7 separate regions of the Mus musculus genome follow, and regions 1, 3, 4, 5, 6 and 7 are each linked to region 2. The links are chromatin loops, found by intact Hi-C in ENCODE. Cell type or tissue: left cerebral cortex. All regions are shown on one strand. Region 1 overlaps Gm34105 (a long non-coding RNA gene). Region 2 overlaps B930092H01Rik (RIKEN cDNA B930092H01 gene). Region 3 holds the start of Gm34157 (a long non-coding RNA gene). Region 4 has its middle 52 kb from the start of Gm34770. Region 5 has its middle 7.6 kb from the start of Gm34828. Region 6 overlaps I730028E13Rik (RIKEN cDNA I730028E13 gene). Region 7 has its middle 37 kb from the start of Gm34770.

What was found. Peaks named below come from ENCODE experiments on the same cell type or tissue, not always from the same donor. Only the 100,000 strongest peaks of a DNase experiment are listed, where the experiment ranks them.
Region 1: it touches region 2 in a loop (10-fold over the local background); 6 of 42 quality-filtered maps call a loop at or near these places.
Region 3: it touches region 2 in a loop (9-fold over the local background); 10 of 42 quality-filtered maps call a loop at or near these places.
Region 4: it touches region 2 in a loop (1.9-fold over the local background); 2 of 42 quality-filtered maps call a loop at or near these places.
Region 5: a loop joins it to region 2, with 2.4 times the contacts of the local background. A loop is called at or near these places in 6 of 42 quality-filtered maps.
Region 6: it touches region 2 in a loop (5-fold over the local background); 2 of 42 quality-filtered maps call a loop at or near these places.
Region 7: it touches region 2 in a loop (2.0-fold over the local background); 5 of 42 quality-filtered maps call a loop at or near these places.

The regions. Positions count from the first base shown.
Region 1 is chr9:61,208,418-61,212,417 of GRCm38, forward strand. It overlaps Gm34105 (a long non-coding RNA gene), which reads left to right. Exons shown (of 4, transcript XR_379511.1): 3 at 3,147-3,288. Among named protein-coding and RNA genes, the nearest start is that of Gm34105, 3.7 kb to the left of the region's middle. In left cerebral cortex, no CTCF peak of the experiment used is centred here; DNase peaks (open chromatin) are centred at 1,744 and 3,394.
Region 2 is chr9:61,275,486-61,279,485 of GRCm38, forward strand. All of the region lies in intron 3 of B930092H01Rik (RIKEN cDNA B930092H01 gene), which reads right to left. Among named protein-coding and RNA genes, the nearest start is that of Gm51681, 6.0 kb to the right of the region's middle. In left cerebral cortex, a CTCF peak has its summit at 2,338; DNase peaks (open chromatin) are centred at 2,480, 2,962 and 3,689; H3K4me3 peaks cover 528 bases; H3K27ac peaks cover 742 bases.
Region 3 is chr9:61,367,635-61,371,634 of GRCm38, forward strand. Gm34157 (a long non-coding RNA gene) reads right to left here and starts at 2,856. Exons shown (of 3, transcript XR_379512.3): 1 at 2,750-2,856; 2 at 2,526-2,653; 3 at 968-2,096. In left cerebral cortex, CTCF peaks have their summits at 2,098 and 2,754; DNase peaks (open chromatin) are centred at 1,158, 1,908, 2,379, 2,956 and 1 more place; H3K4me3 peaks cover 2,064 bases; H3K27ac peaks cover 920 bases.
Region 4 is chr9:61,711,597-61,715,596 of GRCm38, forward strand. No RefSeq gene overlaps it. Among named protein-coding and RNA genes, the nearest start is that of Gm34770, 52 kb to the left of the region's middle. In left cerebral cortex, no CTCF peak of the experiment used is centred here; DNase peaks (open chromatin) are centred at 2,423 and 2,940.
Region 5 is chr9:61,828,046-61,832,045 of GRCm38, forward strand. No RefSeq gene overlaps it. Among named protein-coding and RNA genes, the nearest start is that of Gm34828, 7.6 kb to the left of the region's middle. In left cerebral cortex, a CTCF peak has its summit at 2,437 (motif pointing left); DNase peaks (open chromatin) are centred at 1,880 and 2,388.
Region 6 is chr9:61,140,364-61,144,363 of GRCm38, forward strand. It overlaps I730028E13Rik (RIKEN cDNA I730028E13 gene), which reads left to right. Exons shown (of 3, transcript NR_045705.1): 2 at 88-264. Among named protein-coding and RNA genes, the nearest start is that of I730028E13Rik, 3.8 kb to the left of the region's middle. In left cerebral cortex, no CTCF peak of the experiment used is centred here; DNase peaks (open chromatin) are centred at 1,606, 2,938 and 3,845.
Region 7 is chr9:61,696,451-61,700,450 of GRCm38, forward strand. No RefSeq gene overlaps it. Among named protein-coding and RNA genes, the nearest start is that of Gm34770, 37 kb to the left of the region's middle. In left cerebral cortex, a CTCF peak has its summit at 1,667 (motif pointing left); DNase peaks (open chromatin) are centred at 1,610 and 2,967.

The DNA.
Region 1 (4,000 bases), 67 kb before region 2:
ACTGGGCCTGGTAGTGTGTAGCTGTGATCCTAGAACTTGGACAGTAGAGGCAGGAAGATCCAATTGGTCAGCCTTGAATTTAAGGAGTTTAAGGTCAGCCTGAGCTATCTGAGACTGCCTAAAAAAAATAAATAAATAAAACAATTAAAAAAAAAACCAAAGTAAGGAAAAACAGTGACAGCTTCTGAGATACTTAAAGCTTTTATTCTATACATGCTCACACTTTTTTAAAAGTTAGCATGCGTGTTGTGTGTTAAGCAGGTGGTGGGAGGGATGCATGCAGGTGCCACGGTGCATATATGGAGGTCAGAGGACAGCTTGAGAGAATCAGTTTTCTCCTTCCAATGTGCTGTCCTGGGGACCAATTTATCCCCTGAGCCAGGCATGTCCCCACGACTTTGTCTAGAACAGCCTCAGAATATGTACCCATGGTCCATGTGGGGACCTTGATTTTACCATCCTTGCCAGAAAACCAGTGCCTACCACATTAAAGTACACTGTCCCATGCTATGGCCAGCCAAACTTTGCTCTTACAGGCCAGCAGACACTTCTCAGGCAAGCCATGTTGCCATGTTTTCGTTCCCGTTAGACCTCCCTCCTAACCCTGCCTTGCCCTAGGCAGAGTCTCCAGGCCTCTGACTAAACCCAAACTTAGATCAGAGAAGTTTGCAAGCACCGTCTTCACATCAGCCTTGCAGTGTGACTCTGGATCAAGCACCGAGCTTCCTTCAGTCTCTCTAAATGCAGACTCAAGGGCAAGGTCTGATCTTGAAGCACTGCTGGGATCCCAGTGCAGATTAAAGGGACCTTGCATCTCACCTTAGCCCAAGCTCTCCAGAAAGCAAAGCCTGAGGCAGTTCCACACTGCACTGCTGGCCTTTTAAAGAGCAAAGAGGGGCGGGGGGCGGGGGGGGGGGAGCTGCAGACTGGGAAAGAAAGCAGAGAACAAGAACATACCAGTGACCTGGCTGTGTCTGGACAGACATTCTGTTGATGTGATGACAAGGTCTCTCTGATACAGGAGGCTGGGGGCCCGACTCAGTTGATAAAGTGCTTGCTGTGGAAACACGAGGGTCTGAGTGAGTTCAGACCCCCTAGTAGCCACATGAAGGAGCTAGGCATAGCACTTCCCGTAATCTGAACACAGGGTGGATGGGGAGTCTTGGGGCGAGGCAGAGACATGAGGATCCCTGGGGCTTGTTGGTCAAATTGGTGAGCTATAGGTTCCGTGAGAGACCTTATCTAAAAAATTAAGGTAGTGACTGGTTGAGGAAGATATCTAACATCCTCTGCCTTCCACAGGCATATACAGCAGGTCCACACATCTGCAGACACATGCCTGCGTGCTCGTGCGCGCGCGCGCACACACACACACACACACACACACACACACACACACACACACACCAATACAGTGACCACTTCTTGAGTACCAGGGAGTAGAACTTATCCCTAGACTCCAGGACTCTGTCTTCCAGAGGATGCCCCACAGGGGTTTTTCCTCCACGCCTCCTGTTTTCACAGACAGGTCCCTAGGGAGTCTGACCAGCATCAGATGGGTTATAATCTAGGAGGCATATAGCAGCAGCGCAGATAAGAGAGTAAATGTTCTAGGCTCCTACCCACATTCTTGAAACCAGAGGCACACAGTTGGGCCTGCAGTGGACTGTAGAGCAAAGGAACCACAAACATTTAAGATGCAGGAGACAAAGCAGGGCAAGATTTTCAGTGAGGTACAAGGAGTGTCACCATCACTCCGCCTACGCCTGCTTCTGCGTCTTGACTCCTGTCATGTCTAGCTTTGCGCTGCAATTTTGGGACTCATTCATTTTGTGGTCATGGAAATATTCTAATTCAATCTTTTATTAATTCTTGGAGAATTTCCAACATGCATAGAATAGATTCTGATCATATCCATATTCCATACACCCACACACACAATTCCTCTCTATAACTCCCTCAGGATATACCTCCCTCCCACACCTCCCAACTTCGTGTGAAGTAGACCACTGGGTTCAATTTGTGCTGCTCATGCAGGCATGGGTGTGGACCATCGCTGGAGCATGGCTGACTTAGCAGGACCACACCTTAAAGATGATTGATTCTCCTTCTAGCAGTTGTTGACTGTCAATAGCACGTCAGCTAGGGACTGGGGACTCATAAGCAACTGCTCCATGAACCGTGCTGAAATGCTGACTGGTTTGACCTTGTGCAGCTCCTGTGTAGGCAGCCGTAGATGCTGTATGAGCATCATTCCTGTCACAGGGCCTCACTTATGAAAAGGCGGGGGGGGGGGGTCCTTCCTTCCCCCGAAAAGACCAATAGCTACACAATCTCCCCCAGGTCTTCTCTGAGAAGACATAAGGTGAATGAAGCAAGCTATACTTGCTCACTGGCCCCAGCTCCCCAGAACAGTCACCAAGAGGTCACTATCTTCATGGTCCTCATCCCTAATAGCCACATGGCTGTACTGCTTGGCTCACCAGGCACAGAAAGCTGGGACACCATCCGGGTGAGATCTAAGCCCTCAATTTGAGCTGTGCTTAGGAGCTATGCTTACTGCAATTGCTCATTTGTAAATTCTTGTCATTTGGGCCAGAGGTGTGTCTGGGTTGCCAGAGAGTCCCTCCCAGAGCCTATTGGGAAAAGAACTCAAGGCAGGTAGCTCTCTCTGCAGCATGCAGATATTGCTGCAGCTTCTTCTGCACAGGCATCCCACTGGGTAGGTTTTTTGTCAGTTCTTACAGGTGCATTGTATGCTTCTACAGGGAAGTGTGTATGAGGGTGCATGTGCCAACACATGCACTTGTGCATGCATGCATGTGTGTGTTTTCTACTTATAAATCCTTAATATTCAAAGAGTTATGCATTTTTATTTTATGCATATGCATTTTCCCTGTGTGTGTGTGTCTGTGCACTGGCAAGTGCCTGGAGCCCACAGAGCAAGAAGAAGGCATACGATCCCCTGAATCTGGATGGAGTTAAGGATGTTTTTAAGCTGTCATGAGGGTGCTGAGAACTGAACCTGTGACCTCCAAAAGAACAGCAAGCATCTTTAACTGCTGAGCCATCTCTCCAGCCCCTCCCAGTACCTTTAAACACCACTGCAGTTTATGATTCTCTCTCTTGTGTTTTTATCTTGACAGTGCATTCTGCCTAAGAGGTCCCTCCTTGAATTCCATGGCTACCTGGGCGTCTGCTGGGCTTGTGCACAGTATCTACCTGGCCTTTTCCCTGTGGGTGGCTATTTAGGTCGTTTCATCCTTGAAGTTACAGAGAGTCCCCACAGTGAGTACACGAGGCAAAGCTTCCAGGGAGGAGCGCTTTTTGCCATTTTAAGGGATGTTCCATTTGGAATCTGTACTGATTCACACTTCCATGAGGGATCTGGAAGTCTGCTCAGTTCTTTTCACACCACCACTCTCAGTATGTGTTTAAATCTTTCACAGTCTGCTTGGTGAAAGATGCTATTTCAATGTGGCTTAATTTACTTGTAGGTTACTGCATCAAGCTTGGGTGTGTTTATGCCTCTGTTACCAACCGGAGATAAAGCTACTGGGGCTTTTGCAGGTTGCATGTCTTGTAGCTTGATAATGTAATTGCAGGGGTGAGGAGGGAAATGAAAGCCAAGGCTAATGCGCATGTTGGTGCCTCCTTAGTTCTGAGGACACTGGGTACACCTCACAGATGCTAAGTAATCGTTCTTCTCCTTTTATCTTTTGCTTTCTTTGGTGTGGGTATGGGGTCTAACTGTGTCACCCAGACTGCCTGGAACATAATTATTGCATTCTGACCTTGAATTCCAGCAGTCTGGATGCCTCCTGAGTGCTAGGATTACAGCCCAACTCAAGAAGTACTTTAAAAAAATCGTTACAGGGAAGGGAGGCATCCATGTGCCACAGTGAGCATATGGAGGTCTGAGGATATCCTCAGAAATCAGTCTTTGTCGCGTATCTGGTTGGATGCAGGGTCTCATGCTGTTTTCTGCCGTGTACCCCTG
Region 2 (4,000 bases):
CCATATAAACAAATGATGGGTGGAAATCTCAGCTTTAATAAGGACACAGACTATTGCAGGAGGGATTCTGCCAGCTGGGCCTATCTTAAAAACAGGAGTGCTCAGCCGGCCATGTGGGAGGACAGAGCAGCAGAAAGGGCAGCTCTGCAAGTCAAATAGTTGGGTGGGTGGGTGGGTGGGTATGTGGATAGGTAAGAGAGCAGATGGATGGAACGATGGGTGGATAGATGAGTGGATGAATGGGTAGGTGGATGGATGGATGGGTGGGTGCATGGATGGGTAGATGAATGGGTGGATAGATAGATGGGTGAGTAGATGGGTGGACGAATGGGTAGGTATGTGGATGAGTGGAAGGATGGTGGATGGATGGATGGATGGATAAGTGGATGGATAAGTGGATGGATAGTGGATGGGTGGATGAATGGAAGGATAGGTAGATGGGTGGGTGGATGAGTGGGTAAGTGGGTGGGATTAATGGGTGTATGGATGAACGGAAGGGTGGATGGATGGATTGGATGGATGGATGGATGGATGGTGAGTGGAAGGATGAATGGAAGGATGGGTGGATGGATGGGTGGATAGATGGGTGGGTAGATGAATGGATGTATAGTGGATGAGTGGATGGGTGGATAGATAGATGGGTGAATAGATGGATAGATGAGTGGGCAGGTGGCTGGGATTAATGGGTGTGTGGATGAATGGAAGGATAAGTGGGTGGGTGGATGCGTGCATGCATAGTGGATGGGTGGATTAATGGAATGATAGGTGGAGAGATGGATGCATGGACAGTTATACAAATGTATAAAGAACTGGTTAAACAAGAGAGAAGAAATGAGTAGAGAGGGGATTGTGAATAGATGTAGGTGAGGAGAAACAGCTGAATGCCTTCAGCCCTGCCCTGCAGTGCAGAAACTCTAATCACATGAGGATATGGGTGAGTGAGGCCTGGCTGCTGGATTTCACAGGCCTCTACGAGAGTGGCATAAGGTCACCAGATTTCTATTTTGGCTGCTTAAGAACATTGCCATCACAACCTTTGTCTGTTTAAAAACACAAAACAAAATGTGACAGAATAAAGGCTAGCTCTTCCCAAATACAGGCCATTAATCCTAGTTCCCATGTGTGTAGTATTGGGCTTTTTTTTTCCATTGCTACAATATACCTGGGGTGGGGGAGGGGAGTAATATACACAGAGAAGAAGTATACTTAGGAAGTACAACCAGCATGATGAGGGTTCTGTCCCGGGCTTCCCTGGCTATATCATCATGGCAAAGGGTGTCATGGCGAGAGTGCATGCAAGACAGAGAGCCTGAGTGGCAAATCAGAAAGCTAAGGAGTGGAGTGGGTGGTCCTGTTCTTTTTCTAAGAATGTCCTCTCTAGAGAACTAACTCCATGAGGATGCCATTAGACCCTTTCCAGGACCTAATAACCTAATAAATTACCTCTGGAGGCCCCGCTTCTTGAAGGTTCCATCACCTTCCAACATTACTACTCTGAGGAACAAACTTCCGTAAGCGGAATCATTGGACCACTCAAAACCTTGTGGGTAGAGACATATTTGAAATGTGTGTTGCCTTTATATTAAGAATCCATAGATTTGGCGGGGCAGTGGTGAGGCACACCTTTAATCCCAGCACTTGGGAGGTAGAGGCAGGTGGATTTCTGAGTTCAAGGCCAACGTGGTCTACAGAGTGAGTTCCAGGACAGCCAGAGCTACACAGAGAAACCCTGTCTTGAAGAACAAAAAAAAGAAGAAGAAGAAGAAAAAAAAAACTGTTGAAAAAAAGAATCCATAGACTTGAGGACAGTAGTTTAAAATAGCATGAGAAATACATACATAAAACAAAACCTAGTTCTATTAAGTAAAGAAGAACAATATATCACATAAAATGTCAGTGAGTGAAGCATGGGTGTTTAGGTATAGTGAAGACCAGAGGAAGTGATGCTCACAGGACTGCCTACCGCAGAGCTGTCCATCAGCATACAAGAAGTCGTCCAGGCTGCCCTTAAACTCACTTATATCACAGCCTGAACTCCAACTTGAGATCCTCTAGCACCTAGCCTCTGCTTCCCAAGTGCTAGAATTATAGGCACGAGCCATCATGCCTAGTCTTATTCACTTGAAGAGATCGGTCTGTGTCCAGGACAACATTATTTAACTAATCAGAGCACACACGGGCAGCCTCTTTGCCTCATGGATCAACAACCGCAGGCGCAGGCAGCAGAGCTGGGGTGGGAAGTGCAAAAGAACACTCTCCTAGTCAGCCTCTGATTCACACTGGGGTGAGAAGGGCATCGAGAAAGTGCCACCAGATCCCTCCTACTGGTGAATGATGTCTCTGCAGTCTATCTCCAGAAAAGCTGTAATTCAAGGCCCGGAACAACCTGTGATTTACATGCTGGGTTGGTGTAAAAGATATTGTGCAGAGCCTTCTGAGTGTGCTCTGTGTGTTTGTATAAATCTCGCTACTCAAAATATCTCCCACAGTTGACTGACAGCCCGTGTAATTTAGCAGAAGGCTAAAAATTAAAATCCTCAAGCCTGCTGAGGGAGCGTAAGAATGCAGTAACACTGAGCGCCGCCCCTCGCCCGGGCCCAAGCTCGGCAGATGCCAGGGCTGTTCATTTTGGAGACGAAACAAAATATTTGTATTTAGATTTATTAAAGTCATTATTCCGCCATTTGTTCCAATGTGCTTTATTAAAACCGGATCTCGTGTCTGTTTTGAAAGTATTACCTGATTTACATAAGCCAGTCCCAGCCCTAATTACGGCTTCCTTTGGTGTCTTTTCATTCCGAGGGAGGCTCACGCTCCCCCTCCTGGCTTTTTTTTTTTTTTTTTTTTTTTTTTTTTTTTTGTCGCCTGCCTTCATGGCCCATATGTCTGCCTTGAGATAGCAAGAATCCGAGCCTATAAATAGATGGCTGAGAACAGCTCCGCTGCCAGTTATCTGTCCACACATCAACATTACCATAATTGCAACAGGCAATGTGTAATCTTTCTAATCACACGTTCCAGACGGAAAACTGGATCGAGTTTCATAAATTGTATAATTTGAGGCTTTCCTGAGCTAACCGCTGGGCAGGCGGGCTGCTGTGGGTCATCCAGGACTTGGAAGTGCCACCCCTCTAAACCTGGTCAGGCTGTCCCAAGGTGGCATGGTGACACACACCTGAGGCAGTCACTTGGGCGCTGAGAAAAGTAGTGCCACCCTCTCTGAGTCACAGTCCCACCCCCCTCCCAGCCAGGCAGTTTCACTTTTCTCTTTCATTCCTTTGGGGGAAACACTGTAAGTGTTTTCAGGATACAGATGAAGACACCAAGAGAGGTGAGACTCGTCTTCAGGGGTGCACCAGCCAGTCGCAGAGACTTAAACACAGATCCCAGACTCAGTACCTCCCCCCCCCCCCATGCCCTGAGCTACAGATTATATCTGCAGCCTGGCGCCAGGGAGGTCCCAGTGAATTCCGTATTTTCGTCCTTTCAATGGCTTTCATAAATCTCATTCTTACTTAATTTTGAAGCCCAAACAGACCTGCTTCTCCAACAAGCCACTGCGCTATCTTGAGTCACAGGGCTTGCAAAGTGGAGCTCTGGGATTCCAGGCTGGGCTGAGTCCAAGGCCTGTGTTCGGGCCTTCAGGACCTGCACTGTCAGGGTCTTCTCTCCTGGGGATCCCTCTCCTCTTTGTTTGCTTTGCCAGCCTCTCAGAAGGATGCTAATTGGGTCCTGTCAGCAGGCAGCAGGCAGAGCCCAGGGAAAGGTGATGAGGGAGGAGGGACAGCCTTCTGCCAGGCTCCCAGACCACTGCTCAGCTTTCCCAGGGCCTGGTGGGGACTCCAGGAAATTGCCTCTGAGTGTCCTACTTCCCTAGAGAGCTGCTGCGGGAGAGCTCCCTTTGTTTTGCATTGCGCGAAACCTCCGGCAATGCTATTCATACTGCAGGTCCCTGGAGTGGCTGATGACACCCTGATATATAGACTGGTCCCCAAGGACC
Region 3 (4,000 bases), 92 kb after region 2:
AATGTGCCAGGGCTATACCAAGTAGTACTTGAACAATCTCCATTGATCTGGGAAAGCAATAGTCCAAGGTGGGCAGGGCCATTATTCTCTTCACTCAACAGAAGAGGAAATAGAGGCTTAGAAAGAGTTCACAAGTGCCCCAAAGTCACAAAGCTTGACCCAGCTAGAGAGTTGGAAGAGGGTTTAAGAGACTGTGGGAAGTCCCTTCACCACCAGGAGCCACAGCCCTCTTTGCTGAAGTGAGCTAGGCTCCTCTTACTGCCCTGACTGGCAGGGCAAGTGTCATTAAGTTGTGGACTCTGGAGCTGAGTTGCCTGGACTCAAGTCCATCAACCCCCACAGTGACCTTGAGGAAGTCATTGTACCTTGGAGTAGTATCAATTGCCCATCTGCTCGGTCGGGGGAATGACATCAGTGGCTCTACCCTCATTCTTTGGGTGAGGATTAAACTTGTTAATATTTGCCCAGCGCTTAGACTGGAATCTGGTGCAGAGTGAGCACTATGTTAAGTTTGTTAAACAAATAACAAACTCCCCTTCTGGCCCCATAGTGAGGCGCTAGCCTGTAGAGGAAGATCTGGGATTAGTGATGGATGGGGTTGGAGGTGGGGGGAGGTTGTGTGTCTGTGTGGGATGAACTTTCCTTAGCAATGAACAGGGCAGAAGAAGGGGACCACAGAATCCACCAAAGAGAGGTGGCTGGCCTTGAGGAAGAAGACTCTCTTTTTTGGGCCAGCTCCAACAAGAGGCTTCCCAAAAATCTGGGCCAGTAGCTGGTGGGGGTTGGGAATGACAGGAGGGGAGGTTTACAACCCCACCCTAGGCCTTGAGATCAGTTCCTCAAAGGATAGGCCACAGTCTGGTGGCTAGCCAGAAGCCATTTTTCTTAATTCCGGAAAAAAAAAATAACACTTGTCTAACGTGTTTTGGATTTATTTTGAAGGAACCAGAGAAGCATCTCTGTCCCCACCTCAAGTTCCCACAGTCATCTTACATCCCAAATGAGGAGCTGGGGGCCTTCCGCTGATGCAGATCCATCCCGGACTTTCCAGCTCACCGCGTGACTTTTTTTTTTTTTTTAATGTGCCAGGAATTCCTCTCCCACGTGGGGTGGACTCCGAGGTACTCAATTAAGCAGCCAATGAAAAGTCAGCTCTCCGGTAGCAAATGACCCTGACACTTCTTGTAACATAAACAGTTGAAACGCTTCCAATTAGAACTGGAGACAGAGCTGTTTGAAGTCTTTTTCTTCAGTCCCCTCCTTCTTTAAAATAATTGTCAAGCGCTTCGGACAGTGTGTTGTGTGCATCTTTCTCTAGCATAAAATAAGCTCATTTCCATTTCTTACAAAATTTGTGAGGTGGCATGGGGGTGGGGTTCTGAGCAGTAGTGAGTTTTGAGCTTAAGGGACCTGAACCAAGTTACCAAGGGCCCTGCTTCCCTTTCAGGCTCTGGGTTCTGGTTACAGAAGAAGGAAGAAGAAGGAAAAAAAAAAGCCGAGGTGATACGGTGAACTGGGAGCCAGAGGCTCCTCAACCATACCTTCAGAGAGGGTTAGAATGAATGAATGAGTGAATGAGTGAATGAATGTCTTTCAGTAAATGCTCATATAGATTCGGCTTGCACAAACAAAGGAGTTTGGCCGTGGATCTGGCTGTCCTGGATTCCAATTCTCTCTGCCTAGCTCGCGGCCTATTACTAAGCTTTGTTTGTGTATCAGCCCCTCTTCTACTCTATAAGACGGGCCGTCAGCCAGGCCTTGGGAGTGAAGTGAGGACGTACTGGGTAACCATGGCCGCTTTGTACCTATTAAACGCTCAAGGGCTGTCCTTCCACACAGTGGGGAGCGCTGCTGCAAGCAGTTCGGCTCTGCCGTGGGGGCGGCGCTCGGCAAAACCGCATCCATCACGCTCATCATCCGTGTGGCAGGCCGGGTGCTGGCGCCTGGGTTCACAGGAGAACTCAATGTGAAGTCTGCCTTGCACTAGCTCACGCTGACTAGTGGGGTCCTTGGGAGCATCACTGCCCTGGCAGGAGACGCGGAGACCAGAGACAGAGCTGCGGCGCTTTTCTGTACACAGTCCGCATAGACAGGACCTGAAAGCCCAAGGCATCGGCGGCCGCCAGGAGGAGGGCGCCGTCCGACCCAGTCCGGAGGGAGACGGAGGAGAGAGAGGCCGAGTAAGGCGCCTTGGCTTGGGCATCTTGAAGGCATTGTGTTTAATAAATCTGGGCGAAAAGCACACCCGCTCTTCTCCCCCCCCCCTTTTCTCGGCTCCCAAATCAAGACCTGCTGTACGACCCCCAGTTTAAGGGGTCTTAAAACCCCTGCACTTTGATTAGCAGCTTCAAAGAGATCCCTTTAAAGTTCCCCTTCTTCCCCAACCTCACCTCTCCTCGACACCCATCCCCCCCCAGCACTCCTAAGACCAGAACAACAACAACAAAACTAAATGCAAGTTTAAAGGGGGGCGGTGGAGATGGAAAATCTCAGACTTCCTCCTGAACGCGGCCCATAGAAATTACCTATTTCAGACGTGCGCAGGAGTAGGAACACCGTGGAGTTTGGGTTTTGATTTTCTTCCTTTTTTTTCTTTCTTTCTTTCCTTTTTCTTCTTCTTTTTTTTTTCTTCAGGGTTTGTGTGTGTTTTTACCTTTTATTATTTAAATTGATACGTTTCATTACTAGGGAGAAAAATAAAATATTCCTTTGATACACAAAATCAAATTGATATTTAGCCTCTGCTTACTTTTTTATGCATGGCTCCTTTATACCACATGGTAGTGACAGATTGTTTGAGCTGGAAGGAAAAGCCATTCAAAGCTAATTAAGCAGCCATTCCAAGCACTATTTGCAAGCGGGAGGCTCAGAAGCCTCGGCATTTGTCAGCGCTCCCCCACCCCTCGTGGTTTTGACTGACAGCTCTGGCTAAGGACTGACAGCTCTCGGAATCTCCACCAATTACTAGTCGAGAGTCTCTTTGCTGGTCTGTGATTGGGTTTTAGACTTGCTCGGGGGCGTGGCCGGCGCGCCCCACGTGGGGGCTGGAGCGAGAAAGGGGCGGGCCGGGTAGGAAGCGGGTGCGCCCACCCGTGACGTAAGGGGGAGGGCAGAGAAGGGGGAGGGGAGAGGGAAGCTCCAAAGAGGAGCCATTTTGAGACTAATGGATGCTTTGGCCAGATGCTCGCATCTGTCGAGCTAGGCTTCTCCCTGCCCCCTCCCCCTTTTCGGTGCGCATCGTACACGATTTATGTTTTTATTTAGGAGAATAAATAAATGAAGAGGGGAGCGTGGTCGAGGCCGGAGCGGGCGCTGAGAGGCTCCATCTCGGGGCGGCCGCTCACGTGGAGGTCCCCGCGCGCTCCCAGCTACTCATTAAGATGCAAACGCGAAACTCAGGCTCCTAATGAGGGGAAAATATAGATTCCGGGGGCGCGCGGCCGGCTCGCGCGCGCCCGCAACGGGCCAGGAGCGTGTGCTTGCGTGCAAGCTTGGTGGGAAAGCCGGGAGGGACCCGAGGACACCTGGGCGGCCCACTCGGCGTTGGTTCTCCGAGGCCGGCGGACCTAGGGTGGGCAGTGTGCCCTGACGTGACCCTTGTCTGCGAGCAGATGGGCCCCAGAGTCGAATATCTACGCCTCCTTGGGTGTCTATGCTGGTGACCAGGGACGCTCCAGGCTCGCAGTCGCTCTTCCACGGGTGGCTGCCGATGCATGTGCCCAGGCAGGCCATCAGGCCAAGAAACGGGGTCGGAACTCTGGGTCGTAGCCAGGAGGGCCCCAACTCCGTGCTTTCCCTTCTTCACCATCTCGGGCCCGGAGCACTGCTGAGGAACCCGCCTTGGCAAGGCTGCGGCCAGGACGTAGCTGTCCCCAAAGGGCAAGAGCCCCAAATGGGGCTAGCCGCACTACTGAGCCTGTTGTCCGCAGACTGCCAGGCCCTTCCATCTGCGCGGCCCGCCAAGCCAGAGTTCTCAGACTTCCCCCTCGCCGGCAGCCGC
Region 4 (4,000 bases), 440 kb after region 2:
TATTGAAGGGCTAGAGAGTGCTGTGGAGATTCAAATAGACAGGAACATGGGGAGGTCAGACAGAGAGGCCGAGGATGGAGAGAGAATGAGAACTGAGTCTCCCCAAGCAGGACCACCTCCTGGGTGTGACAATATAGCTTTTACATCAACCACACTGTGACCTGTGTCACCTCATTTTACCAAGGAGGAAACTGAGGATATAGAGGTTTCTTAACCGTACCCAGAAATAAGCAGCCATTGAGTGGAACCAGACTAGGCCAGCTGGCTCCTTCTTTGACACACTGCTGCCCTCAGTGAGGGTGGGATGGGAAGGCAGACTGGGGGCGGGGGGGGGGGCTGGAGAATGAAGGCACAGAGGTAATGTTCCACAGGCAGGTCCTTAAACAGCTGGAGGAAGGAGGGCCAGGAAGCCATGGTCATACAGGTTGGGGAGAGAGGAGACCTGGCCAGTGTGGTTCTTAGCACCCTCTTGCTCTTAAGAACTTTGCCATGGCCACTTTAGCATTCTTCAAAACCGGTACCTTGGAATTAGGAGCTGGCCTGCAGCAGGGAGCAGAGCAGTGCCTTTGCTGGAGAGTGCACCGCCACCACCCTGTCCTTCTACATTACATGGTCCATCAGTGTCTGCTGCCCCTGGCTAATGACACGATCCTCGAGCTTCTGGTACTTTCCACAACTCAGCGGGAAATGTGATGTGGGAAGACGGAGTTAAGATGCCAGGCTCTTTTAACTAGACATGAGAATCTATGATTCTGAAGATTTTAGGAAACAGCAAGTTCTGTCTTCAGTAGCATCTCTGTCCACATCATCTGCTGGGACACTTGATGCATGAATGACTGGACACAGGGCAGTCTCTTCTAAGGATTCTCAACTGCCCTGGGGTCTGGACAGGAGCCAGGGGGACAATGAGCCCGACCACTGTGTCAGCTACTGCTTGGATCTTTCTTTCATCATTTAAATGGAGGGGAATGACATGGAAGACTTAGTTCCACCTATTCCCCAGAAAAGTGGATGCAGAGTCAGGGGAAGCAGCCTCCAAACTCGGCTGAAGAAGAACGGGGCTTGGCTGCTGACTGCTGAGAAACCTGGGGAATGGCTGCCTCTTAGCATTTCTCCATCTGGACATGAGGAAGGTAGCAATTACCTTTTATGTGAGACACTCGCTTACTGTGACAGACTGACGGCATGTAGGACCCTGGTTCCTGTTCACCCCTCTATACTCATGGCCTTTGCCTATGACTCTGTACTGCCTCTCACTTTAAGGGATGGCATCTTTTTCCCGATAAGGTTTTAGAATCTGCCCCCTCAAAATTCGTATGCCAAAGGCTAATGCCCAGCCTGATGGTGTCAGCAGATGGGGGGGGGGGGGCTTCAGGCCATAACTGCCTCATTAGGGTGCAGGCCTCCCAAGTAGACTGGAGAGGGCATTGGAATGGGGAGAGAGCTCAGCTAGTGAAGTGCTGGAGGATCTGAGTTCACTCCCTAGAACCTCACAAAGAGCTGGGTGTGGTAGTACACAGCTGTGCTGCCAAGGGAGGCAGAGACAGGAGGATCCTTGGGGTTCACTGCCCTCCATGTCAGTCTACCCAAATTGGTGAGCCCCAGGTCAGTGAGAGACCCTGTCTCATCAAAAAGGGTACAGAGCAACCACTCAAGATATCGAATATCAACCTGTGACTCTCATATGCTCACACACACACACACACACACACACACACACACACACACACATACACATATGCATTCACACAGAGATATGTGGATGTGAAAACACAAACAAGAGACATATATGTGTGCGTGCGTGTGTATATATATACATATATATCACATTACATATATTGTATATAAATATATATTTTATATAAATGTAAAGCAAGAAAATGGCGTCGGTGCGCCAGTAAGCAGGCCTCCTTCAGACGCCAAGTGCACCTCAATCTTGGGGTTATCAACCTCCAGAACAATGAGTAACACATTTGTGTTGTTCATAAGCAACCAGCTTTGGGCATTTTGTTACAGAAGTCTTCATGGGCTACGACACACCCTCTTCCATTGAGGTTGGTCACATCACTTGCCTTGGCCAATGAGATGTTCACCACTGTGGTAGGGCAAGTGCTCTGATGGCTAAGCTCAACCCTCCCCACCTCTGTATCTGAAGTTGCCAGGAGGGAAAACCCTCCTGAGCTTCTGGAGGGCAAGAGGAGACAAGCTTGGGCTACAGGAAGGAGGTCTATCAAGGTCACCCCACGGCCAGCCTACGTCCAGGTATGTGAACAGCTCAGGTGAGAACAGAGAGATCTCTGCTGACTTGCTGGTCAAGGAATTAAAAAAATGCTGACTTTTTGTAAGCTGGAGTGTGGGTTGATGGTTTGTAGGGCGGAAAGATTTTTGGCAAGCAGTGTGAAACACACTCACAAAAACAGCACACCGTAGGAGCCCAAGATCTGAGCATTTCCCCACATCACTGTACCACCCCCACACTTTCAAGAACCAACTCCATCCTAATGGAGACAGTTGGGAGGCATAAACCTTGGTCCCAGGGCACTCTCAGCTTCTAGCTCAGTGTTACCTCCCACTTCGGATTGATTACAGACGCGGACTGCTCAATTTTGATTAAACACTAAATTGTAAGCTGCTTACAGAATGCATGCAGAAAGCTGGCATTTATGAAGTCCAATAAACTACTTGTAAGAACAGGAGTGCTAGATGAGGGGGAAAAAAAAAATAAGATCCTCATCCAAACAAACACGGGTTGACAGCCGACAGATGGTCAGAATCCCTTCCCTTGTAAACTAGAAAAATGAAGATTTGGCAAGGGCTGTCTGAAAAAGAACTTGCAAACATCAAAGCTTCCCCTTTCTGGGCTGGTGTTTTTCTGGGCCTGACTTCAATATTTTCACAGGCTACTGCACGGAAAAGGTGTTGCAGGCCTCCGCATCGCTGGCGAGGAAAGGCTAAGACATACCAGGGAGGGAGGATTTATAGGAGGCAGCGCTGCCAACCTCGCAAAGAGGGAGCGAGCATTTAAAACCCAGCGCCTGCATACTTCCATAAATCCCCACAACTCAGCGTCAAGCCTCCCCCTTAATCTGCTGAGGTGTGAGGGAAAGGAAGGAGGAATTTTCTAACTCCATTTTTCCACTCGGATCAGCTTCCAAGGGGGAGGGTGACGGCGAGTTAATCTTTTGAGGCCAACAGCCATCTTAATAGAAATAAGATCCAGCCTTAAAACCCCAGGACTGGGCTCCCCTCACCTTTGTAAACTGAAGGAAAACGGCTGTTAAGTAGGGCTTTGGCCTGGACTCAAAGGGGCCCCGAGGATGGGGAGCGGCAGGGTCTTTGACTGCTTGGGTTTTGGTAGTCTCACGTCCTCCCTGGGAACTTGCATTGCTCAGGGTGCCGACATGCTGGTGAGGCAGGCAGACTTGGTGGTTCTTTGGTTATTTACATGGTATGCCACAGATTGACAGATTGCCCTCACTTCCAAAGACAGCCCTGGTGACACTCCCCAGCATCGTTGCCTCAGACACATCAGTTGGTACTGTGGTTTGAGTACCATCTGAGCAAGCCCACAAAGTTCTCATTGTGACTGAAGTCTTGAGCTCAATAGTGGTGCTAAGTGATGATGGAGGACCTTTGGGAGGGGGTGGGGTATAGTGAGATGACCTTTGATTGTAGAGAGCACATGCTCAGAAGGCACTGTGGAGCACCAGTTTCCTTCTCTGATTTTATGTTCACACACACACACACACTGATATACTACTGTCTATTATTCTCATTAGATAACTAATAGAGCTTATCTTGGACATTTTATTTACTTTGTGTGTGCATGCACATGCACACGTGTGCATGGGCACATGTGTGGTATACAGACACATTTGTGGAATGTGTGCATGTGTGTATGTGTGCATGTACAAGTGTGTGCATGTACATATGGAGATGAAAAGTTAGACATCCAGTGTCTCTCTTGAACCTAAAGCTCTGTGATTCAGCTAGACAGGCT
Region 5 (4,000 bases), 550 kb after region 2:
AAACTGACTCTCACACATTGCCCTCTGTGTGTGCACATGTGCATGCATACGCACAATAAATAAATGTTATTTCTTTAAAAATTGACTTCGTCAGTCCCGTTTGAACTAGCATAATCTTTCGGTCAACCATCTGCCAACTATAGGAGTTGAGCTGAGTCTACTTGCAGAAGATCATCATGGCTAGGCTTGTTCCCTGTTGACAGTCCTTTGAAGGGATGAGTAGAGAGGATCATGGGACCCTCACCTGTGTATGCCCCCACTTTTCCCACCCTCCTCCCTTTCACCCTCCCAGGATATCTCAGTGTCTTCCCATCTTCCTGACCACCTCCTCTTTCCCTAAAACAAGGTGACAGCTCCTGTCTGTCCCCATGCCTCCTCCAGGCTTGCTTTAGCCTGGACAACAAAGTGCTCTATGGCCAAAGCCCACCTAGCCTTCTGCTTCATCTCTACCCTGGTGCCTTCACTCTAGAAACCCCAAACATATCCAGCCGCAGACAGGCCACTCTCCCCATACCTGCCCAGTTATATGCTCTCTCACAACCTGACCCTTCTCGGACAGGCCTCTCACCTGGGGGGTCTCAGCCCTAACTCAAAGAGGCCAGGTTTCAACCTCTGGCCTCCAACTCCTGCCCCACTCCTAGGCAGGGCCAGGCCCTTTCCACTGGCTCCATTAGAGCCAGTTCAGGCCACTTACTCACAAGTTTTATGCCCACTAATTCCCAGCCCCACGGGGACCATTTTCAGTTCATCTCCATATGTCTCATCCCCGGTGGCTTTGCATCCTGCTGGGCCTATGTAAATAACCAGATGCAGGGTGGGCCTAGTGGTATAACAAGACACTCCACAAGGACTGAAGATGCCTCCAGTGATGAAGAGGAGGAAAACACTAGCACCCTACCTCAGGAGCTCTAAGGAGGTAACAGGCATCTGAGAGCCATCCAGGGTGCTCACGAAGCCCAGTGGTGAGGGATTAGCTCTGTGGACACTGCTGAACTCTAAGACTCTAGGATGGAATCCTGGGAGTGCTGGAGACATCCAAAAAGTGGTCTCTCTCCCTACTACATCCCCAAGCATCCAGAGCTTGAGCCAAGGTAAATAGACTGAAGGACTGAGGAAGACTTGCATCTCTAGCCAGTCCCACCCAGGAGTAGCCTTATGAAGAGGTTGGAGCCTCAGGAGTTGGCCATCCTAGAGGAGGGACAACAAAGTCATTCCAAAAAGAAGTACCCCACAGCTGAGTGCCAAGGAACAGTTCCATGTCCCGCCCCAATCCATCCCTAGGTGACTGCCCACAGATCATGCCTGACATTCTGGAGGACAGATCATCTGCCCATGTGGGAGGGGTCACAGCCGGGAAGTAAAGGACAGTGACCTACAGAAGACAGATAGGGAGTGTGGGAAATTTGGTGTCACTAACAACCTCTCTTCCTAGAGAGCCAAGCAGGGCTAGAGGTGACAGATTTCACCTGACCTTGGTCTTGTGTGATCTGGAGATGTGTCAATCATGACCACGTGCCAACACCAAAGGAGATCAAACAGGAGCAGAGGCTGGAACAACTCCTGGCAGAACAGCACAGCCAGCTAACAACTCTCAGAGTCTGTTTCCTTCCCATCCCTTCCCCAAGACCAAAGTGCCTCCCTGAGCCTGATCCTCAACACATGGACCTCAAGGTACAAGGACCAGATGAGAACCCCAGATCACCTGAGCCCCTTTTTACAGAGACGGAAACCGAAGCTCTGGAAAGGAAAGGCTCAGCAGAGCATACATGCAGCTGCTGGAACGGAACACCAGTTCAAAGCAGAGCAAGGATGAAGCTCTCCATCCCACATGGCACCACCCCTGCATCACCCCACCCCCAGGCGCATCTGTCCGTGAAAACTGTTACTGTCAGTCGCCGCCCTCCCCAACCTCCATCCTTCCCTTCTTCCTGAAACCAGAACATTGTGCAGAGTAGAGAGGTGGGAGTAGGGCAGCCAGTGGGCAGAAGTGTGATGGTGAAACTCAAGGTACTGGAGAGAAGAAGTCTGGGGACAGCCTCATCACTTTGGGCCATGCAGCCTGGCTGTTGGTACACTGCGCCCCACTGTGCTTTGTCCTGGCTCCTAGCTTGCCCTCCCAGGTTTGACGCACAGCAGTGAAATGCAGAGCTGACCGAGAGAAAAAGCACCTAATCATGTAAGACCCACTCCTGAGAAGCCAAGGCGCGTCACACCCCCAGGTCCTGGTCCCAGGTGCTCTCTGTAGCCCACTGGATGTAGTTGGCCTCATACAGCCATATGAAACTACAGTTAAAAAGGCACAGCAGCAATCCGGAGCTCTCCCTGTTTACGACAGAGTACCACCTCCTACAGCAGCCGCACCACCTTCGCCCACACATGCCTGATGCCACCAAAACAGGCTGTCACAGCAGAGACAGGCCTCTGGTGCCCTCTACTGTTTGACACTCCTGCACCATAGCTGGAGGATGGCACCAAGGCTGGCAGGGGAGACTGGGGAATGGCACCTGCCCCCATTGGGTTGTCCCAGTTTATAACAGCCCCTCCATCCATTTTCCAAGGGGATCCAAAAAAGCATGATACCGCTGCCAGGGGTAGATCAGCAGGGTGTGTCTTGTTGACAGACCACCTAGAGGAATGGCTTGCTAGTGAGCCAGCATGGTAGTGCACATCTGTAATCCCACACCCAGAGAGGCTGAGGCAGGAGGATCCCAAGTTCCAGCCAATCTGGGATGCCTAGGGAGACCCTGATCAGAAAAGAGCTGCTAGTAAGACAGGCTCCTCTCCATCATGGACTGTCTCTCTGCAGAGGCTGCTTCCAGTGTCCCCAACTTGTAGTTCAAGGTCATCACTACTCACAAGGACAATAGCCTCCCTAATTCTGCCCTACTTAGGATCCCCAAGAGTCAAAGAACACAGAAGTAAAATAGCTAGAGATGTATGGCTAGGTATGGAGAGCCACATACAAAGACACATGCCTCTCTCTCCTCTCTCTCTCTCTCTCTCTCTCTCTCTCTCTCTCTCTCTGTCTGTGTGTGTGTGTGTGTGTGTGTGTGTGCGTGCGCGCGCGCTCATGAATATACATATAAAGAGAAAGAAGGAGGTCGAAAGGGAGAAGGGGAAACTGTTGTGAACTGTCCCCTGTCCACTGTCTGCAGAGCTGACCAGTGCCTAAAGCTTTTGGGACGAGATGACATAGCCGGGAGTGTCTAACCCACCTGACAGCAAGTACAGGCCAGAATATATGGGAATTTGGCCCAAGACAAAACTTTAAACTTACTTAAAATACTATGAAGTGGTTTCTGTTGCAATTTTTGTAACTTGAGTGCATGATTCTCAATCACGAACTCTGTAGATGATGTCATTCTGCCTGCTGCCACTCAAAATAACCATAGGCCTGGTCTAGCAATGCCTGGGCCATGGGTAGGATGTCCCTGGAATAAAGTGCAGCTCAAGACAACTCTTCATCAACCAATATGCCCCCAGAGAAGCCAAAGAGAGGGGCTCCTCGGCTCTAGATCACAGTCTCTAGTTCAACTTCACAACATCGGCCTGGAATCCACTGGATTTCTAATCACCTAGACAGAAACAGGCAGTGGGCTTGATTGATTTAAATGTTAGTCTCGGACATAAAATATTTTGTGATACCTTGGCTGGTGTCTGACTAAACCACCAGTCACCGTAGCATATGCAAATCAACACATGCCATCAGCCATCGCACTCCTCGTGGGCTTTGTGTGTCCACCAAGCATGTGCCAAAGTATCAACTCTGCGCCAGATCATGGGAAACCTTGTGTGTACAAGGCACGTCTCTATTCTTTCACAGTCTTTGTTAACCTGGGGCTTCCTGGTCCAAAGGGCCAGCCTTAACAGATGAATTGATTGATGACTTATCTTGCTTCTGTGTCACGATGCTTGGCAAAAGCAACTTAAGGGGAAAGGGTTTGTTCCGGCTCACAGTTTCAGTGTGCAGCCCGTTGCAGCAGAGAAGGCATGGGAGTGG
Region 6 (4,000 bases), 140 kb before region 2:
CTTCCTCTTGTGGTCAGCAGAAGAAGCACTGCTATCACAAAGCTAAGGGGGTTGTATGTGTACATACATGTATATATGTGTACACAGATGTTGGAAAGAACAGAAGAGCCAAGAATGGAGTGTGTACTCGTAAGCCTATCGGGTCAGGAGCATGAAGAGTACAAGGCCAAGTGTTTTGTTCTTTCTGTCCTCTTGACACAAGCTAGAGTCTCCCAGGAAGATGGATGCTCAATTGAGCAAATGTCTAAACAGACTGACCTGTGGGTAAGTCTATCAGTATTTTTTAAAATTGATTATTGGTATGGGATGCCCCAACACACTGGATGGTTCTACCCCTAGAAAGGTGGTCTTGGGTTGTGTAAGAAAGCAGGCTGAGCAAGTCATGAGTAACAAGCCCAAAAAACCAGCATCCCTCCATGGCGTCAGGTTCTGCCTCGAGGTTCCTACGCTGACTTCCCTTCCTGATGAACTAAACCATAAGATTAAATAAACCCTTTTCTCCCCATGTTGTTTTTGGTCATGGTTTTTGTCTTGACAATAGAAAGCAAACTCAAACACCAACCTCCTTACATAAGGAGTTAGAAGCCAGCCAGGCCATGCGAGCCCTAGCCTCAAACATGTGAAGTGGAGAGTAATTGAGGCAAACACCTGGTGCCATTTGGTCTCCACATGCACGCACACTCACACACACACACACACACACAAAAGAAAAAACAGGAGGAAGATGAAGATGAAACAGAGAAGGCACTATAGAACGAGGCCTATAGTCATTGCCATGCTGAAAGTAACAGGCCCACATCTTCCTTACACTTCAGCCCATCATGCTGGATGTTTTCCCTGGTCTCAGCCACTTGGAGCAAAAGACTGAAGTCTGAGCAGTAGATAGACACCATGGAGGCTGGTTCATCAACATTTGGTACATTCATAGCTCAATGGCCTAACCAAGCCAAATAAGTTACGGGCTGGACCAACTTCAACCTAAAGCTCACTGGCCATGAGATTGCCTTTGCCCATGAGCGCATGTGGGGGTCAGCTGATCCTTCTGGTGGATGCAAAGGTCATAGCAGGTTTGTGTGACACAACTGAAAGGAGGTAACAACAGCTTTCCCAATGGCAGGTTAGATGTCACCCCCCCTTACCTTACAAAGACGTAGACCCTGTCAGGTTTCATTGGTTTTTGACGAAGCCAGCAAAGGACCAAACTTCTCCATCACTCTTCTGGGATGGAGACCTCCACAGCCCTGGAAGGTCTGCACTTGAGTGGTGTCCAACAAGGACAAGTGGGACCTGGGTGGAGTGGGAACTGGCTCTGGTTTAGATTCAAAGACTTGAAGTTCTAAGTAGAGGATGGGGGATAGACACTGGCATGCAAATGGTCTGTCTAAGAGCTGTGTGTGTGTGTGTGTGTGTGTGTGTGTGTGTGTGTGTGTGTGTGTGTGTGTGTGTTAGCAGCAAGATCAATAGAGGTCATAGTATATGATCCAACTGCTAAACCAAGGAGGTTTGCCTCTCAGTGCCCTAGCCAGAGCTGGCACCTCCAGCATCAGTGGGTGACAGCCTCATTTTTGGTTTGTGCTGTTGGCTGCTTTCCAGAGTTTTCACTTATTTCTAGGTGTCACAGATTTAAAAGCACATCAAGGTTTGAAGAGTGTGGAAAGGAGACTGGCTGAGTTGCGGGAGGCCTAAGGGGGCCTGCCAGAGACCCTGTTAGAGCGGTAAAGACCTCTGCCTGGGAACGAGGACAAGTATAAGAGGTGTGAGCTCCGTCTTGAGTTTATGAGGGTGCTGTCATGAGACAAAGGCTGGTTCAGTGGATGCAGTAGGCAAGGCTGAGACTCAACAGTGAGGGGTAGTGCTTCGTAAAATGGGGAGGCAGAGTCTAACAAGAAAAGGAGTGTGTGTGTGTGTGTGTCTGTGTGTGTGTCTGTTATACCCTTATGTATTTTGGAGATTCAGAGCTATGTCCTAGTGCATGTCGTGTGTGTGTGTGTGTGTGTGTGTGTGTGTGTGTGTATCAATAAGTAGACTCCATGGGAAAATCCAAAACCCCAAAAGAGCTTGTCCTTGCCTGAGTCCCTTGACTAAAAGCGAGGGCCTGGTGCTGAGCTGACTGCAGGAAACTGATGCTGGTAGCCAGGGCTCCAGTCCCCATGAAGCCTTACTAATATAATAGGCTTTTTCAGGATCACCAGTGGACAAACTGATCAGGCCCTTTCACCAGTGGGCTATACCTGGGCATAGCACACTGTGTTGCTAGTGTCCCCTGGGATCCTGGATTGGAGAGAAAGGGGGAACAAGAGGCAAAGTGAACTCTGTGAAACAGACTGGAGCACACAAAAGCCCGTTAGTGCTTCAGGATGGCCTCTTCAAGCATATGTATACATCAGGACCAGTATGGCCTCTTCTTTCTGCTGTCTACCTCCCAGGGCTGGTCAGAGGCAAATTTATTTTTGTGCAAAGCCTTCTGTATAGGGTGAGCTTGTATACCCACCAACGTGTGATGTGTGATATATATGCACAAAATTATTTTCATAAACATGGGGGTCTTTGGTGACACAGGCCCTGTTTAACATAACAGTCTGTCTCAGCACACAGAGTGCTGGAGTGCCTCTGAATAGCTGCATGGAACTCTGTTCTAATGATGCCTGTAATTTATTAAAGTGTCCTATTAATGGACGTTAGGATGTCACTAGTCTCCTGGTATTGCAATTATGGTGGCAGTGAATATTCTCACACGTAAGTCATTCTGCAGCCCCCAGAGCTGATCAGTTACGCTAAATAACATGAAACCAAGAGCTGGGCAGAAAGGGCTGTGCACTCGGTGTATCATCAGGGTTGCCACGATGCCTTCCAGGGCTGCTGTACCATACTCCCCCTCACAGGATGCCAGAACTGCCTACCTCCCCCATCCTCACCAGCGCAGCATCAGCACCCTTCTGATGTTTGCCAATGCGAAGGTGGAGTATGATATTTCTGCTTGTTTGAATATCATTTTGTGTGTATGTGTGGGTGCACTCAGGGAGCCTTCATAAGCAAGAACCAACCTACCATGTGATTCAGAACCTTGCTCAGCCGTTATATGATGCCACACAGGACCCTCCCCAAAAATGTCCAGGCCCTCCCCAAAAATGTCCAGGCCCCAGCTTCTCAGAAAGCTAGCTGCTGACTTTGTCCTCACCTTGCCCATTGTGGTTTGCTATAATGATAGGTGGGACTGAATATCTCAACACATGCACACGCACACACACATACACACACATACATACACACACATATATACATACATATACATATATACACATACATGCACACACACATGCACACACAAACACACATTCACACACATACATGCACACACATTACACACACATGCACATACACATACATACAGACATATACACACATACATACATGCACACACATATACACATACAAACACACATATACACATACACTTCCTGTCTAGGCTCCCATCATTGTTTAGATCCAGGTGTGAAATTGCTGTCAGTTTGAATGGCCAAATCAAAGCTGATGATGACAGCAAACTTGGTTGGAGCTCTGAGTGTGGGCAGCTCTGAGCACAGGATTCTGGGAAGACCATCACATTGTCCATCACAGACAATGCCATGGAGGTGTGGTGACCATCAATTCTAGTGAAGCAGCATGTGTGTGTGTGTGCATGTAGTTTGTGTATACTTGTGTTCACGTGTCTACATGGTATGTATGTGTGTGCACATGTATGTGGAGGCCTAAGGTTAATGCCAGATGTCCTCCTTGGTTGCTCTTTTTCTTATGTTCAAAGCAGGGTCTTTCACTGAACAGAGAGCTCACAGATTTAGACAGCCTAGCCAGCCACCTAGTGCCAGGGATCTTCTGCCTCTGCTTCCAGAGTGCTAAAATTACAGGCAGCCACCATGCCCGCCAGGCATTCACATAAGTGCCGAGGATCTGAGCTTTCCCAGCATGCCCTGTGTTCAGGGGGTTCACCCCCTCTCCCCCT
Region 7 (4,000 bases), 420 kb after region 2:
AGTTGTAATATATAGCCTGGGACAACCTGCCTAGGGATTGTGCTGCCCATGGTAGGCTGGGTCTACATCAACCATCCATCAAGACAGTTCCTCATAGGCCAATCTTTCAAGGCAGCTCTTCAATTGAGATTCCTTCTTCTTCCCAGGTGACTCTAGGTTCTGTCAAGCTGACAGTGAGAGCAAGCAGCCTCACTACAAGGTACAAGTCTTACAAGCCTTGAGGCGGGAGGAAAGCCCAACTTCTCTGGTTGTGTTTTGTGTGTGTGCCTCTTTTATTTCTGGTCAGACTCATGATTGACTCTTCATAGACACATTACCCACTCAGAGAGTGTCTGGCTACCTACCCTATTTCTTTCCTCTTCCAGACTGGAAACACAAAGATAACTAACTCATTGTCCTAAACCTGCAGTCACCTTAGATTCCAGGGATGGCCAGTCCCTGCAGGATGAATGACCTACAAGATGAAAACAAAAATATCTACCATGGAAACGGCACACCTTGTATCTGATCAGGTGACACAGACCAGATCATAGACTCTATTTATTGGACCACTTTGTAGGACCACACCTTGCTCAAGACTGCTTAGTTATGCACGCCTCCCCTCCCACCCCGTCCAGTTCTTCCTCTACTTAAATCTAAAGTTCACATAGGTGTCCTGAGGACAGATTCATGGCCATTGAACTTCCTTCTTCCAGACAGTTGATAAAATCTTTCTCTGCTTTTCAGGATTACATGTCTTATGGTGTATTCAGACCAATGGCTGAGCCTAGCCTTTTAAGGCTGTGTGAGAACCGGGTCTTCTATGCTGGAACTCCAGTTACACACTGGCCACCTTTTCCTCGGTGTTTTTTTCAGGGTTCTCTGACACATTCCATGATAACAGTGCTTTGACTTTTCAGTCTCTTGGAGTCCTGGAGGCTCTGTGCAAAGAGCAGACTCTTCAGTCCCAAGCTGGGTAGAACACTCTATCCATTAGGCACTAGAGGGTTTGAGATAAAAATCAACACACACACACACACACACACACACACACACACACACACACACCAAAACCATTGGCTCTGAAACATAAAGGGGAAACTTTACAATGGAAATTAATAAAATTTTAATGAAATGTCTCCCAAACAAAATCTTCCATCAGCCTCATTAAGGGCTTCATTTAGTATTCGTAAAAATTTCATTACGTTTCAGAACGATGTGCAGGTTAGATTTTTCTCACTTTGCAAGAATTCCTGAGCCCCCCTGATAATTGCTGAGAAATCAAAGCCAATTCTACATCAAATGAATTACTTGTAGCCAAAGAATTTCAAAAGCAAAGTTATAAAAATAAGTCATAATTTTTCACAGGAAAAAAAAAGTATTTAATCTGTTTGATGTGTGTGAGGCAGAGTCTCTGAGCATGCTGGGATCCAGCGCGGGTCTGAAAGCAGTCTTGATGTCTGGCCTAGGCAAGCATATGTTAGCTTCCTCCTGAGTGAATGGGTGGGGGAAAAAAAGGCAATCTAAGTGATAGTGAAAAGTGTAAAGGTGGGAGGGAGGGAAGAAAAACAGACAGGAGAAATATAGCAAACATGAGCCAAAGTTTTAAGGAGCAATCTTAGCAACAAAGCCAAGGCCTCGCTGCTGACAGAAACAGACCACACCGCCCCCTTCTGGTTGGAGGAGTGCAGTGCTAGCCGCACGACTTGAGTTTCTCCCACGCTCAGAACATCAAAGCCCCTTGAAATTGTCTCAGAGAGAGATCAGCGCTCCCTGAGGACCGAGACCCTGCCTCTCCTCCAGCCAGGAGCTGGGAGGAAAGCTTTGTAACTGGCACCGTGTCAGGCATCCTGACACACGTCTAATCCCATCTTGAACCTATTTCTGCCTTTTCCCCAAACCGAGTCTCGCCTAACCCATTCCATATGTCTCTCTCTTTCTCTCTCTCTCTCTCTCTCTCTCTCTCTCTCTCTCTCTCTCTCTCTCTCTCTGACGGAAAATAGGCTTTGCTTTCATTTCAAAGGGCATCATTGAAAAATCTGGGCGACAGGACTTTGTTCTAAGACAGGCAATACTCGGGGAGCTCTTCTGAGGAAGTAATCAGAAATAAATGGAAAGATTTATATACAAGATGTCCGCTGTGGAATTATTTGTAACGGCAAAGAACTAAAGACAGCCACAGTGCCCCCAAAGCAAGGAGATGGTTAAATAAATCACCATCTACCCACACAAGAGAAGTTTATGCAGCCATTAGCATGTGCATGATTTTGAAATTTTCATTTACAGCAATAGCCAACCATTAGGGAGCCCTTCCTAGGCAGTATGTCACTGTACTCTACTGAGGAAAGTCCTTTGTGTTACTCCCTCCACTTGATACACAACACAACTGAGGTTCCACCACTGAGGTACATAGACTGTGTTAGAGTGTCCTGCTGGCCTCCTAGGGGCACATGAGTGTGGAGGCAAAGGGAGGGAGAGTTTCACTCCTAGATCCACTGCAAAGCTGTGGCAAAGGAGGATGGATCTGACCCCAAAGGGATGATAAGGTTCACTGACTCTTGCAAGGAGCATCCACAGGGAAGGTAAGACCCAAGATAAATCCTAGAGGGGGACCTTGGGGGTAGGAGTCCAAAAGTAGTGGTCCTTATCTTAGATGCAACACAGCTGCCAATTAGGTAGGCGAGGCTGGGCTGAGGCTTTGGAGAGCCAATTGGTAATGAAAACAAAGCATCGCTGAGCCTGTCAGCACCAGCTGCTCTCCCCTGGTCTCTTTAAATTCTGTGGACCATGGCCTCTCCTTCCTCCATTGTTGTTCCAATAGACAGATGAGAAAATTGAGGCTTGGGAGACTCAAACTTTGGCTTGAGATCCTGACTAAGTAGGTCCAGAGGCTGTATGCTTGGGCACAGTCACAGCCTCTCCCCGACGAGCTGGCCACCACATAGAAGCAGAAGCCTATGTTGTTCACACCCACCCAGTACGATGCTTTCTCGTGTCCCTCAGTTGCAGCTGGCCTCCTCTACCATTTCAGGAATGCGTTATGCACGAGAAAGCTTGCAGAGTCTTCTGAGTCTAGAAGATCTCCCTTAGAAACCCAGTTTCAGGCAGCGTATGAGCCAAAAAAAAAGTAGAAAGCCTCATCCCCACTGAGGGAGAATGGCCAAACCTCTGGGGCTCCTCGCACAGGTGCTGTAGGAAGGAACCTGAGAAGCAAAAGAACAGCCCGAGCTCCTCAGAAGTCCTTGCTCAGAGCTGGCCAGCGAGCCCAGGATCTGCCTGTCTCTGTTCCCTAGAGTTCGTGTTTGAAACACACCTCACTATGTCCGGCTGCTGTGGTTCCTTGTGTGGGTTCCAAGGATTAAACTCAGATTCTCATGCCTGTGTGACAAACACTTTACCAAAGTAAATCTTGGCCTTGGTCCAGACCAGAACCCAAGACGAAGCCATGGCAGAGGCCCAACCTGCCATGCCCCTCCTGAGCTCCACTCAGACTCTCTCCCTGCCTTCACTGGCTATAATCACAAGATACTAGGATTTTGTGGAGTTTTCCTAAGCCATTGCTCTCTTCTGAACCAGGAAGTACAGAAACCTGTGAGTTCTGCCTTGAGTGTGGACCCCCTCTCACAACTCACTTGGGTCATGCACATAATAACTCTGCGTGGGGGTTTACACAGAAGAGACAACCTTAAATGGTATCCCCTCCTCTAAGAGCCATGTTGTCTAAAGACTATCCTAACGTGCTGCAAAACTGGAGGGGTTAGGAGATGGAGGGGCCTCTCCCAGCAATAGCTGATGCCCATCTATTGCTTTGTGTAGCCAATCAGCTTCTCCTGGGACCCTCAAGCCAGGCTGAGTTTCGCTCCCAGGTTCCTATAGGGGGAGTTCGGGACAGGAGCATGTAGAGCCACTTGTCCTTTAAAACCAGAGCCAGTGAGGACGGGCAGGACAAGGAGAGAGGAACAGAAGAAAAGAGGGAGGGAAACAGAGCCACAGGCCTGACTTTTTGGGTTTCCTGCTTCTA